Linked DNA regions of Homo sapiens: region 2 is linked to region 1. The links are chromatin contacts, found by Hi-C or POLR2A ChIA-PET in ENCODE. All regions are on one chromosome and are shown on one strand. The core of a region is the stretch at or near the end of the contact, and the rest is flanking DNA. Distances in the headings are between cores, read along the strand shown. Region 1 has its middle 78 kb from the start of LINC02957. Region 2 overlaps ROR2 (receptor tyrosine kinase like orphan receptor 2).

Region 1 (5,927 bases), core at 2,395-4,894:
GCATGTATTCTCACTGCCTTTCAGCTAACTGACAAGGCGGCCTATGGACAGCACCAAACAGAGGTAAGGGACTTACCTGGGCACATTACTGTGAAGCCAAACATGTTGCTCAATATGTCAAATAACCAGCTCCCCATAGTTCTTCTGGGAAGTTCCCATCCATGCCCAGGGAGATGACTCTGGGACATAAACTATACACTCTGAATCAGCCTCCAATCGATGGTGTTGTTTGTCCCATAGCCACGACTCACTGGTCCGGGAATCAGGCAGTGGAAATGGGAGATACACCACTCACCATCACCCCTAGTGAGCCACTGGCAACATTTTTGCTTCCTGTTCCCACAACTTTATGCCCTGCTAGCCTAAATGTCTTAGCTCCAGAGGGAAGAATGCTTCCACCAGGAGATGCAACAATGATTCCATAATTTCTACAACTTCCACAACTTCCAACTGGAAATGAAGACTGTCATCCAGCCATTGTGGGCTCTTCGTGTCTCTGAGTCAACAGGCCAAGAAGAGAATGATATTGCTGGCTGGGGTGATTGATCTTGACTATCAAAGGGAAATTGGATTGCTGCTCCACAATGGAAGTAAGGAAGAGTATGTCTAGAACATAGGAAATTCCTTAGGGCGTCTCTTAGTATTACTATGCCTTGTGATTAAGCTCAATGGAAAATTCAGGAATGAAGGTTTGGGTCACTGCACCAGGTAAAAACTCATAACCACCTGAGGGGCTTGCTGAAGGCAAAGGGAATACAGAATGCGTCGGTGGAATAAAGTGGTTATAGATACTTACTGTGGCCATGTGACCAGTTACAGAAACCAGGACTGTAACTGTTATGAGTACTTTCTCCCTGTTTTGTTAAGAATACATTTGTGTGTATGCAAAGTAAGCAAATATCTTTTTTTCTTTCCTCTCTTATTCCCTTATCCTGTAACACACAATACATTGACTTTATATGAATACTTAAGTATTGTCAATCTTACATTATAGTATTTAAATTATGAGATATCAAGGAGAAGAGTAAACATCACCGAAGGCCCTTGCCTTCTCTTGTGGGGAAGGGATTAGTGAGTTTTGGGTTGTATGCAAGATAGGCAGATAGCATGACATTGGTATTGTCTTTATTTGAAGATTAGCATAGTTTAAGAAGATGCCTTTTGGTGTTAAGTTGACAAGAAGTGGACTTATGATGGTTAATTTTATGTGTCAACTTGCCTGGGCTAAGGAATGCCCAGATAGCTGGTAAAACGTTGTTTCTGTGTGTGTCTGTTAGGGCATTTTGTGAAGAGATGAGCATTTCCATCAGTAGACTAAGAAGATCCACTCTCACCAATGTGGGTAGGCACCATCCAATCTGCTGAGGGCCTGGATAGAGCCAAAGGGCAGAAGAAGGGCAAATCCGCTCTCTCTGCTTGAGCTGATATATCCATCTTCTGCCCTCGGACACTGGTGCTTCTGGTTCTAGAGCCTTTGGATTCTAACTGGGACTCACACCATCAGCTCGTCCGGTTATCAGGCCTTTGGACTAAGACTGAGTTACACCACCAGCCTTCCTGGGTCTCCAACCTGCAGATGGCAGATCATGGGACTTCTCCACCTCCATAAACATATGAGCCAATTCCTATAATGTCTCACATATCTATATATGTCCTATTGGTTCTGATTCTAGAGCAGAAGACACACAACCTTCTAGATCTGTAGGGCTCCTTATGAATCATGAGATCCCCAGAACAGCTGCAAAATTAAACAAATTCAGCGAAACAAAAATTAGCTGTTTTGCAGATAATTACTGCTTTTACCTTTAACTTTCAGTTTTGTCATGATGTAGACATCACTGGAGACGCTGGAGCTGAAGTTCGGGCCACGGTTGTCAAAGGAGAGTAGGATAGGCTGGGGAGGGAGGCACAGCAAACCTTCATGGTCTCCATATTATACCCAGTGGATTTTCAGATGCTCCAGGAAGGTGGACTATGTCCATGGATTCCAGAGCACCTCAATTTGAGGATCTTTTAAAAATGCTTTTTTACTGTCTGTGTGAAACTGAGCAAGTTGCTCAACCTCTCTGAGCTTTGGTTTCCTCTTCTGCACAAGATATTGATGATGATAATAATAATACTGACCTTCTATAATATTTGCACATCACTTTGCCTCTATAAGTAATAACTCTTAGCAGCCACCATTTTTCCATGGCCTTTTGCAATGCGCAGGGTGTGAAATCTTCCTAGACAGAAGCCCGATATGGATTCTTCAGGACATGGGTTCTGTATAACCAAAGCACCCAGATATGTGAGGGTAGGACTTAGTGGCCAGATGACCTGAGCCTCCTACTGTGCCTTCCGTACCACCTGAGCCACAGTTACCGCATGTGCGTAGTTCACTGTGGGGGTATGAAACCAGCCATGTCACAGCCATCTGTGGCATGCACCTGTAATCCCAGCTATTCAGGAGGCTGAGGCAGGAGAATCGCTTGAACCCAAGAGGCAGAGGTTGCAGTCAGCCAAGATTGTGCCATTGCACTCCAGCCTGGGTGACAAAGCAACAGAGCGAGACTCCATCTCAAAAACAAACAAACAAACAAAAAGTCAGTGTTGATGACAGTTGATGACTGTCCTCCCTGCATAGGGTGCCCCTTCACTTGTAGCTATTTACCCTTCAGGAGTTGTGCTAGAAAGGCATGAGCTCTTTCTACCACGGAGGGCAGGCACTGCCCTGGGCCTGGAGTGTGGACTCCCACCTGGAACAGCCTCTGAGTGCCCAGCCCATGGTGACCCTGATTCTGGCAATGCCCTACAGTTACATGGCCCAGCCCAGGGGTCCCTGTGGATGGAGAGCCGTTTGCCACCCCCAGGTCCATCCTGGGAAGCCGGGGCTGTGTGAGTGTCCCTAGTACTTCAGCCTTGTTCTTATGTGATCTGCACGGAACCCGCTCCAGGCTTGCCATCACCCCCAGATGGCTGAGGACCACCTGTTCTCCTCAGCCAGGGCCAGGGCTGAGGTGAGAGAAGGGGACACTGGGGCGTAGCTTAAGGACACTCACTTGCCTCACCTGGCCTGGGCCTGCCATAGGGATCAACCCAGCCATGTGCTTTCTGCCCAGGAAGCCACACTGAGGAAAGAGACTGGAGGCAACCCAGCCTGGGTGCTCGTCCTTTGTTGCCCATACAATGGGCTTTCAGCTTCAGCCCTCTGTCGACCTCGCAGGGTGGGCTTAATGTGCTGTGCAGTAGGGTGAGACCCTCCGAGGCCGGAGTCTCTCCCCTGCCCCAAGACCATTTCAGCCTCTGCCGTGTTCTTGCATGGGTATTGTCAGTGGAAGAGAGAAAGCATTCCATGGTTGGTGACTTCTGGAAACCTCTGTGGACTTGCATTCCCTCCGTTGGAATGAAGCATCTTCAGGATGCACAGAATTTCGGCAGCACGGAAACCTGCTTGTGCTCATTTCTCCCGGCATGTCCTCCACGTCTTTGACTCCTCACAAGGCGGCTGTACAGGCACTTTCCCATGCCAGGCCTCACTGTTGGCCTGGCATGGGCTCCCACTCAGCCCGTGCTGTTCCAGCGAGTCCTTCCTGGGGCCTGAAACCTTAGCCCATGGCTCCTTCCCCACATAGTTTTCCCTCTTTCTATGGCTGACGACCTCTCCCTCGGGCCCCAGAACATGACGTCCCCACTACTTTGAGGCTGCCAAGCTCTCGGGAAACGGGTCGCTCTGTTCCTCTCTTGGGCCTCCCACAGCCCTGGAACAGTCTGGGTGCCCTGGGAGGGACCCAGCCAGCCTCTCCTTGCTGGCTGGACTGTGTCCAAGCATTGTGCTCCATGCATCCCCTCCTGGACAGCCTTGGCTGCCGTGCTCATCAGCGCTTCTACCAGGGCAGTAAAGGAGAAGGACAGCAGGCAGAGCTGCACTCTCTGCATTGGCCCCCAACTCCTAATGCCGGCATGAGTTGGCTTGGCCAAAATGAATTGTTTGGATGATTTTTCTGTATTTGAAGAGCCAAGGAAAAAGTTTCCATTTTGTGTCTGTGTGTGTGTCCGTATATACGTCTGCATGTATGTCTGCGTGTATGTCTGTATGTGTGTCTGTGTGTCTAAGTGTCCCTTTATGGGTCTGTGTGTGTATGTACATGTGTATGTCCATGTCTATGTGTATCTGCGTGTATCTGTGTGTCTGTATGTACATGTGTGTCTGTATGAGTCTGTGTGTCTGCATGTATCTGTGTCTGTGTGTCTATATATACATGTGTGTCTTATGAGTCTGTGTCTGCATGTATCTGTATCTGTGTGTCTGTGTGTCTTACATACATGTGTGTCTGTATGAGTCTGTGTATCTGTATGTATCTATGTGTCTGTATGCCCATGTGTATCTTATGAGTCTGTGTGTCTGCATGTGTCTGTGTGTCTGTGTGTCTGTATGTACATGTATGGCTGTATGAGTCTGTGTATCTATGTACCTGTGTGTCTGTGTGTCTGTATGTACATGTGTATCTGTATGAGTCTTTGTATCTGTATGTATCTGTGTGTCTGTTTATATGTACATGTGTGTCTGTATGAGTCTGTGTATCTGTGTGTATCTGGGTATCTGTGTGTCTGTGTGTACTTGTGTGTCTTATGAGTCTGTGTGTCTGCATGTATCTGTGTGTCTGTATGTACATGTGTGTCTTATGAGTCTGTGTGTCTGCATGTATCTGTATGTCTGTGTGTGTCTGCATGTGTTGTGTCTCAGCGCACAAACCCGCAGCACACAGAGCTGGCCCTGCCCATCCACTGACACAGGAAACCTGAGCCTCGAAAGCAGCCCATGGCGCACCTCAGTGCTGGTGCACTCACCCTCTTCAGCCTCCTGGTTCTTCCACGGAGCCCAGCTCTGGAGCAGCAGAGCTCAGGGACACTGTGTTCCTCCTGTCCTCACATGCTGCAGCCCACCACCTTGCCAAGCTGTGTCTGGGCACGTTTCTGGAACCTGGCTTGGCTCCAGCACTGGCCCTGCCAGCTCTGTGCAGACAAGCTCCCAGGAGACGCCCTGGGATTTCACAATGAGCCTCGTGTGCCCAGTCTACCCCTGCCCCCCAGCTGCTGTCCGCTGCACCTTCCTTTGGTTTCCAGACCAGGTCAAGACATGGGATGAGCCTGCTCAGAAGGGATGAGCCTGCTCAGAAGCCCTGGGCCACACACAAGCCCTGGCCAGCCACAGTCGGTGCCCTATGCTCAAAGAGCCACAGCGCTCTTGACCCAGCTCCACATTGCTGGCCGCAGGCACTTCATTTCTTGTAAATTAACCCTTCTTTCTCTCTGGAAACTTCAAAAACTTCTCTTTACCTTTGAAGTTCCAAAATAAATCTTTTTAAAATGCATTCTGCCATGCGTTGGTGGGCCCTTTTAAATAGGACTGGCTATCTGGTCTGCAGAACCTGGTGCTAAACTAAAATGTGGAAGTCCTGTTCAAAAAGCAAGAAAAAGGCATAACAATACTAAAATATACAGCTTTTTCCTCTCTTCCAGAGTCTCTTTCTTGATGTGCTGCATTTTTCATGTTATTTAATGTCATTCCAAGTTAAAATTTTAAAGTATTAGCATGAATTTTATCATTTGTGCAATGCTAGTTTTAAATGCAAATACAAAAGTGTTTAACTCACATGAGGAATCACTGAAATTATGGTTTGTGTTATGTGGCTCGAGCATGCATGTGTATTTCATTTCTACCATAACAGCGACAATGCTGCTGAAAAGTAGCTCAACTGTTTGTATTTTACTTCTTGCTACATGCACGTGCGCCAGCACCCTCTTATCTTCAGCTGACTAATGAGGGAGAAAGCACTGAAGGACAGGAACTCTGGGTTGCCCTGTCCTCATCTTTCCTCGTATGTCATCATTTTCAAAGTTCGTGGTTGTCGAATACTGGAAGTAGCCCAGGTAAGAAGGGATGG
Region 2 (5,927 bases), core at 1,818-4,317, 820 kb after region 1:
GCATATTACTAGGTGAAAAGAGCCAATCTGAAGGCTACATACATACTGTATGATTCCAATCATATGACATTCTAGAAAGTGCAAAACCATGGACAGCAAAACTATAGAGACTGGTTATAGAGAAATGTCAGTGGATGCCAGGGGTTATGAGGGAGGGAGGGATGGATTCCAAGAGACACACTGGGGTTTTAGGGCAGTGAAATATTCTGTATGATACTGTAATGGTGAGCACACGTCACTATACATTGGGCAAAACCCATAGAAGGTAAAACATAAAGAATAAGCCCTAATGTAAACTACTGATTTTAGTTAATAATAATGTTATCAATATTGGCTCAGCAGCAATAAATGTCTCACATGAATGCAAGACATTAAAATAAGGGAAACTATGAGAAGGAGGGCGGGAAGACTCTGGATTTTCTGTTCAATTTTTCTATAAACCTACAACTGTTCTAAAAAATGCCTATTAATTTCAAAAAATTCCACATCTTTAAGGGAGTATGGAAAAAGAATGGGAGGACTGGTTAAGGGTGAGGATGATTCTTGAGGTGAAGGGTACACGGGGATGGGTATGTGTTTGTGTATACATGCACATACCCAGAACATCAGGCACGTGTTTCACCTTACCCTTGAACTATTTAATACATCAGGGACATTATGGCAATGCCCCTGCAAACTTCCCTTGTTTGCAAACAAGGCTTTTATGATAACGATGACAATCCACAAGGTAAACAGCAGAAATATTTGAAAAGGAGAAAAGCAATACACAAATGTATTCTCTACTATGTTCAAAGGTGATGGTAGGGACTCCAAGAAGTCCAAGCCTCAAAGAACTCACAGAATGGCATACATGCATGCCTACTCTACGCAGAAGTGCGACCTGGCCACCGCTGCATGGACGGCACAGACTGCATGTCACAGGCGTAGGAGGTCAGAAGAGGGAGAGACACGGACAGGCTGTTCTCCCTCCTGCTCCTCCCGGTCAGCCTGCATGGATGGGAAGATGGGGTAATCCTTTCCCAGGTCCCCAGGTTGGAGTTTGTGCTGAATTATTTTCTGCAGAAACTGTTGGTCTGGCTTCAGCCAATGAAAGCCATCATGATAAGTATCCTGGAGGATTTTAAAGTGGTGCTCAGGACCCTCCAAAGGTCCATTGACGCCAATGAGCCACAGCAGACACATCGGGGGCTGCCACTGCTGGCAGAAGAGGGGACTGAAGATGCTCGGACAAGCCTTGCATGAGCACCTCAAGCCTGTAGCTTGTTTTCCAGAAAATCTGGAACCTACCCCATAAGCCTGAGAGCACTCGGCTTTCCATTCTACATCCATTTAGAGTAGACCATCCCCAAATGAAATCTGAATTCTGTTCAATTTAAGGCTAGGCACAGTGGCTCGTGCCTGTAATCCCAGCACTTTGGGAGGCCAAGGCTGGTGAATCACTTGAGCCCAGGAGATCGAGACCAGTCTGGGCAACATGGTGAAACCCCACCTCTATAAAAAATACAAAAACTAGCTGGGCGTGGTGGCGTGTGCCTGTAGTCTCAGCTACTCAGGAGGCTGAAGTGGGAGGATCACTTGAACTGGGAGACAGAGGCTGCAGTGAGCCGAGATCAAACTACTGGGCTCCAGCCTGGGTGACAAGAGCAAGACCCTGTCTTTAAATTTAAAAAAAAAAAAAAAAAAAAAAAAGAATGTGTTCAGTTTAACCACATGGATTTAAAATCCCTATCTGAACTCTCTTGCTAAGGCAGAGGCTGAACACTTGCAATAGTGAAGACCTTCTCAAGCTTCTGCAGAAAACCCTTTTCTCAAAGAACAGAACCTGGAGCTATAAATACTTCAAGAAAGAGATTTTGGTGTTAACTCCAGCTCACCAGCCATTGTTTCCTTGGGTTAAGGGTTCCTTAAAGGTAGTTTAAATAGGCAGCACATGTGTTAACAATGCGAGCCTGCCTGCCCAGCTTTCACTCTTTTTGCACTGGAGTTAACTGCTGATTAGACACTGGCCACACTACCAACATAAATGGAAGTCACCTCTGCCTGGGTATGTGCTGGACATGTCCCTGTCTGGAGGCGGGCTCAGGGTGCTTTGTCCACTCTGCTAGAAAAATCATTAAGACATGCCTGATCAGATTAATGTCAGCTATGCCTAAGCTATGAGATTCAGATCAGTCCCTTGGGATGCCCCCACAAGTGTAAGCCATTTCTTTTCTACCTTGCAAGAGTCAAGGAAGAGAAGGTTGTTCCCCCTGTTGCAGGCTTCTCCCTGGCCGCTGGTCAGGTGCCCACAGGACAGAGAGAGCAAGGGATGTAAGGAAGATGACAAGGGGGTGCTGGGGTGGAGGGTGCTCCTGCCATCATACCCCGCTCACACTTCCCTCACCGAAGCGGGCTTTCAATCTGAATAGACAATATCCAGGCTGGGCGCGGTGGCTCAAACCTGTAATCCCAGCACTTTGGGAGGCCAAGGTGGGAGGATCACAAGGTCAGAAGATCGAGACCATCCTGGCTAACACGGTGAAACCCCATCTCTACTAAAAATACAAAAACAAAATTAGCCAGGCGTAGTGGTGGGTACCTGTAGTCCCAGCTACTCGGGAGGCTGGGGCAGGAGAATGGCGTGAACCCAGGAGGCGGAGCTTGCAGTGAGCCGAGAATACGCCACTGCACTCCAGCCTGGGTGACAAAGCAAGACTCTGTTTCGGGCGGGGGGGGGAATATATATATGTATATATATATATACATATATATATCCCCAAAAAGCCAGATAGAAGTGCTTGGAAAATGGCATCTTTGCTTTTGAATTGTCTGAGAAAACTATGGGAGTTGCTTTCTATTTTCCAACAATTATATTTTATCTTTATCTGGCACATTTGGGGCCTTGGAAGAGGAACAGAGCTGGAGAGAGTCTGTTAAGTGGATCCCTGGGAAAGCAAGGAAAGGACTGAAACGGAATTTGGCAGCTATAAAATTCCTTCAGCAACGTAAGTGCAGTAGACATGCTCACCAGCTGGTGGAGCATCCACGTTTCAGAAATGAAGTGTGGAAATCCCCTGCCCCTCATGCTGCCAGGCACTGATCCAAGGCCTGACGGGACATGGATGAAGAAGAAACTTCTACACCAAGAAGTGATTGTCAGGGAGGAGAGAGGGTGCTAAATAAAGACAACTCGGCCGGGTGCGGTGGCTCACGCCTGTAATCCCAGAACTTTGGGAGGCCAAGGTGGGTGGATCATGAGGTCAGGCGATCGAGACCATCCTGGCCAACATGATGAAACTCCGTCTCTATTAAAATACAAACAATTAGCCGGGTGTGGTGGTGCACACCTGTAGTCCCAGCTACTCGGGAGGCTGAGGCAGGGGAATCGCTTGAACCCGGGAGGCAGAGGTTGCAGTGAGCAGAGATTGTGCCACTGCACTCCAGCCTGGTGACAGAGCAAGACTCTGTCTCAAGTAGTAATAATAATAATAATAATAATAATAATAATAATAATAAAATAATGACAACCCTGGGTAAGAAAAGCAACAGGAGAGGGGTAGGAGATCAGGGAGAAACAGAGGCAGGGGCCAGCAGACTGTGATGGCAGGTGCTCCTCCACCAAGACTGGCAAGATGGTGGGGATCCACAGCCTTCCCCTAGATGACACATGCTGAGAATAAAAATTCATGGGTATTAATAATGAAGGAGGTTTAAAGGAAACTAAGGCTTTTTTAAGGTTGAAAAGGAATCCATGTCAAAATTCAAATGTAGCTACATATTGCATAGGAAGTTAACATTTTCCCCTAATTGTTTTGTTACAAAGTAGTAACCCATTCTCATAATTGTTTATCTTATTATGAGAGAGGCTGACTGTCTAAATGGGCTGCCTGCCTAGGTGAAGCAGAGGAAGCTCAATCTGTGACTCACCAGGAGACAGAGCAGACCAGCCACATTCACAAAGCAAAAACTCCCTAAGCATTGGGTGCTCTGACAGTAAGCTAATATGCAGCTGTATCAAAACTCAATACTCTTTACTTTGAATGCAAAACCTAGCATACAAACCATGATGTCCACTATACAATAAAATTACCAGACATGCAAAGAAACAGGAAAATATAACCCGTGGTCAAGAGAAACAAACACAAAGATAACCTAGATGTAAGAATCAGCAGAGCAGGTTGGATTAGGCCATTTTCATACCACTGATAAAAGACATACCTGAGACTGTGAGCAAAAAGGAGTTTAATTGGACTTACAGTTCCACATGGCTGTGGAGGCCTCAGAATCATGGTGGGAGGCACAAGGCACTTCTTACATTGGCAGCGGCAAGAGAAAAATGAGGAAGAAGCAAAAGTGGAAACCCCTGATAAACCCATCAGACCTCGTGAGACTTACTGTGACAAGAACAGCACAGGAAAGACCGACCCCCATGATTCAATTACCTCCCCCTGGGTCCCTCCCGCTACATGTGGGTGATTCAATTACCTCCCCCTGGATCCCTCCTGCAACATGTGGGAATTCTGGGAGATACAATTCAAGTTGAGATTTGGGTGGGGACACAGCCAAACCGTATCACAGGGCTTTAAAGTAATAGATGTGGAAAACACAGAAGAAGGTGTAGTGAAGATGTGGGGTATTTCAGGAGGGATGGAAACTATAAAAGAACTAAACAGGAAGCCTAGAACTGAAACATAAGAGTCTACAATAAAAGATTCATTGGATGGTGCAGCCATGCACCACATAACGATGTTTTTGGTTAACAGCAGACCACATACACAATGGTGGCCCCCTAAGATTACAATGGAGCTGAAAAATCCTCATCGCCTAGTGACATCGGAGCTGTCATAACACTGTAGTGCAATTACTCAATTTTTAATAAACTCACTGTAGCCTAAATGTATAGCGTTTACACAGTCTACAGTAGTGTACAGTAATGTGTAATGTCCTGGGCCTTCACATTCACTCGCGACTTACTCACTGACTCACCAGCAACAGCTTCCAGTCCTGCAAGCTCCATTCATGGTAAGTGCCCTATGTAAGTGTACCATTTCTTAATTTTTATACCATATTTTTACTGTACCTTTGCTGTGTTTAGATATACAAATACCATTACGTTACTGTTGCCTACAGTATTCAGTATAGTCATATGCTGTACAAGTCTGTAGCCTAGGAGCAACAGGCTGTACCATATAGCCTAGGTGTGCAGTAGGGGAAATCATCTAGGTTTGTGTGAGTACACTCTATGATGTCCCTACAAGGAGAAAATCACTAATGCATTTCTCACAACGTATCTCCACTGTTACATGATGCATGACTGTATAACAGAGTGGATACAGCAGAAGAAAAAAATCTATGAACTTGAAGACAGATCAACAGGAGATTTCCAAACTGAAGCAAAGAGACAAAAAGACTGACAACTCTGATACAAATATCTAACAAGGACATCAGAAAAATATGATAAGGGCCGGGTGCAGTGGCTCACATCTGTAATCCCAGCATTTTGGGAGGCCGAGGCAGGTGAATCACTTGAGGTCAGGAGTTCAAGACCAGCCTGGCCAACATTGTGAAACGCCATCTCTACTAAAAATACAAAATTAGCCAGGCGTGGTGATGCGTGCCTGTAATCCCAGTTACTCAGAAGGCTGAGGCAGGACAATCGCTTGAACCTGGAAGGTGGAAGTTGCCATGAGCCAAGATCATGCCATTGCACTACAGCCTGGGTGACAGAGTAGGACTCCATCTCAAAAAAAAAGAAAAAAGAAAAGAAAAATACGATAAGGACATCACAAGAGTATCTAACAAGGACACCACAAGAGCGTTACAGACCAAAATGCCTACCATCAAAAGGGGCAACGTCCTCCTCAAAACATTAGCAAACTGAATCCAGCAAAATAAACACAGACAATACTAAAGAGGCCCATGGACCAACTGGGGTTAATTTAATGCCA

The links. Hi-C counts contacts between places; a loop is a spot of excess contacts on that map. ChIA-PET counts read pairs that join two places held with the same protein, here RNA polymerase II (POLR2A). Pooled maps may share reads with other maps.
Region 2: a loop to region 1 is called in a map of adrenal gland, with 3 times the contacts of the local background. The contact joins two enhancer-like sites. A Hi-C loop is called at or near these places in 78 of 168 maps with a recorded cell type or tissue (A673, B cell, CD14-positive monocyte and 47 more), 37 of 37 single-sample maps with no recorded cell type and 50 of 50 pooled maps. POLR2A ChIA-PET finds 5 or more read pairs at or near these places in 1 of 52 experiments (MCF 10A).

The regions. Positions count from the first base shown.
Region 1 is chr9:90,916,372-90,922,298 of GRCh38, forward strand. No RefSeq gene overlaps it. Among named protein-coding and RNA genes, the nearest start is that of LINC02957, 78 kb to the right of the region's middle. RefSeq lists a silencer at 4,963-5,125. Within about 2 kb of position 3,645, at least 13 of the 41 ENCODE cell types and tissues checked have a DNase peak (open chromatin) inside an H3K27ac peak, as active enhancers do.
Region 2 is chr9:91,737,849-91,743,775 of GRCh38, forward strand. The region is part of intron 4 of ROR2 (receptor tyrosine kinase like orphan receptor 2); the gene reads right to left. Among named protein-coding and RNA genes, the nearest start is that of MIR3910-2, 100 kb to the left of the region's middle. Within about 2 kb of position 3,068, at least 3 of the 41 ENCODE cell types and tissues checked have a DNase peak (open chromatin) inside an H3K27ac peak, as active enhancers do.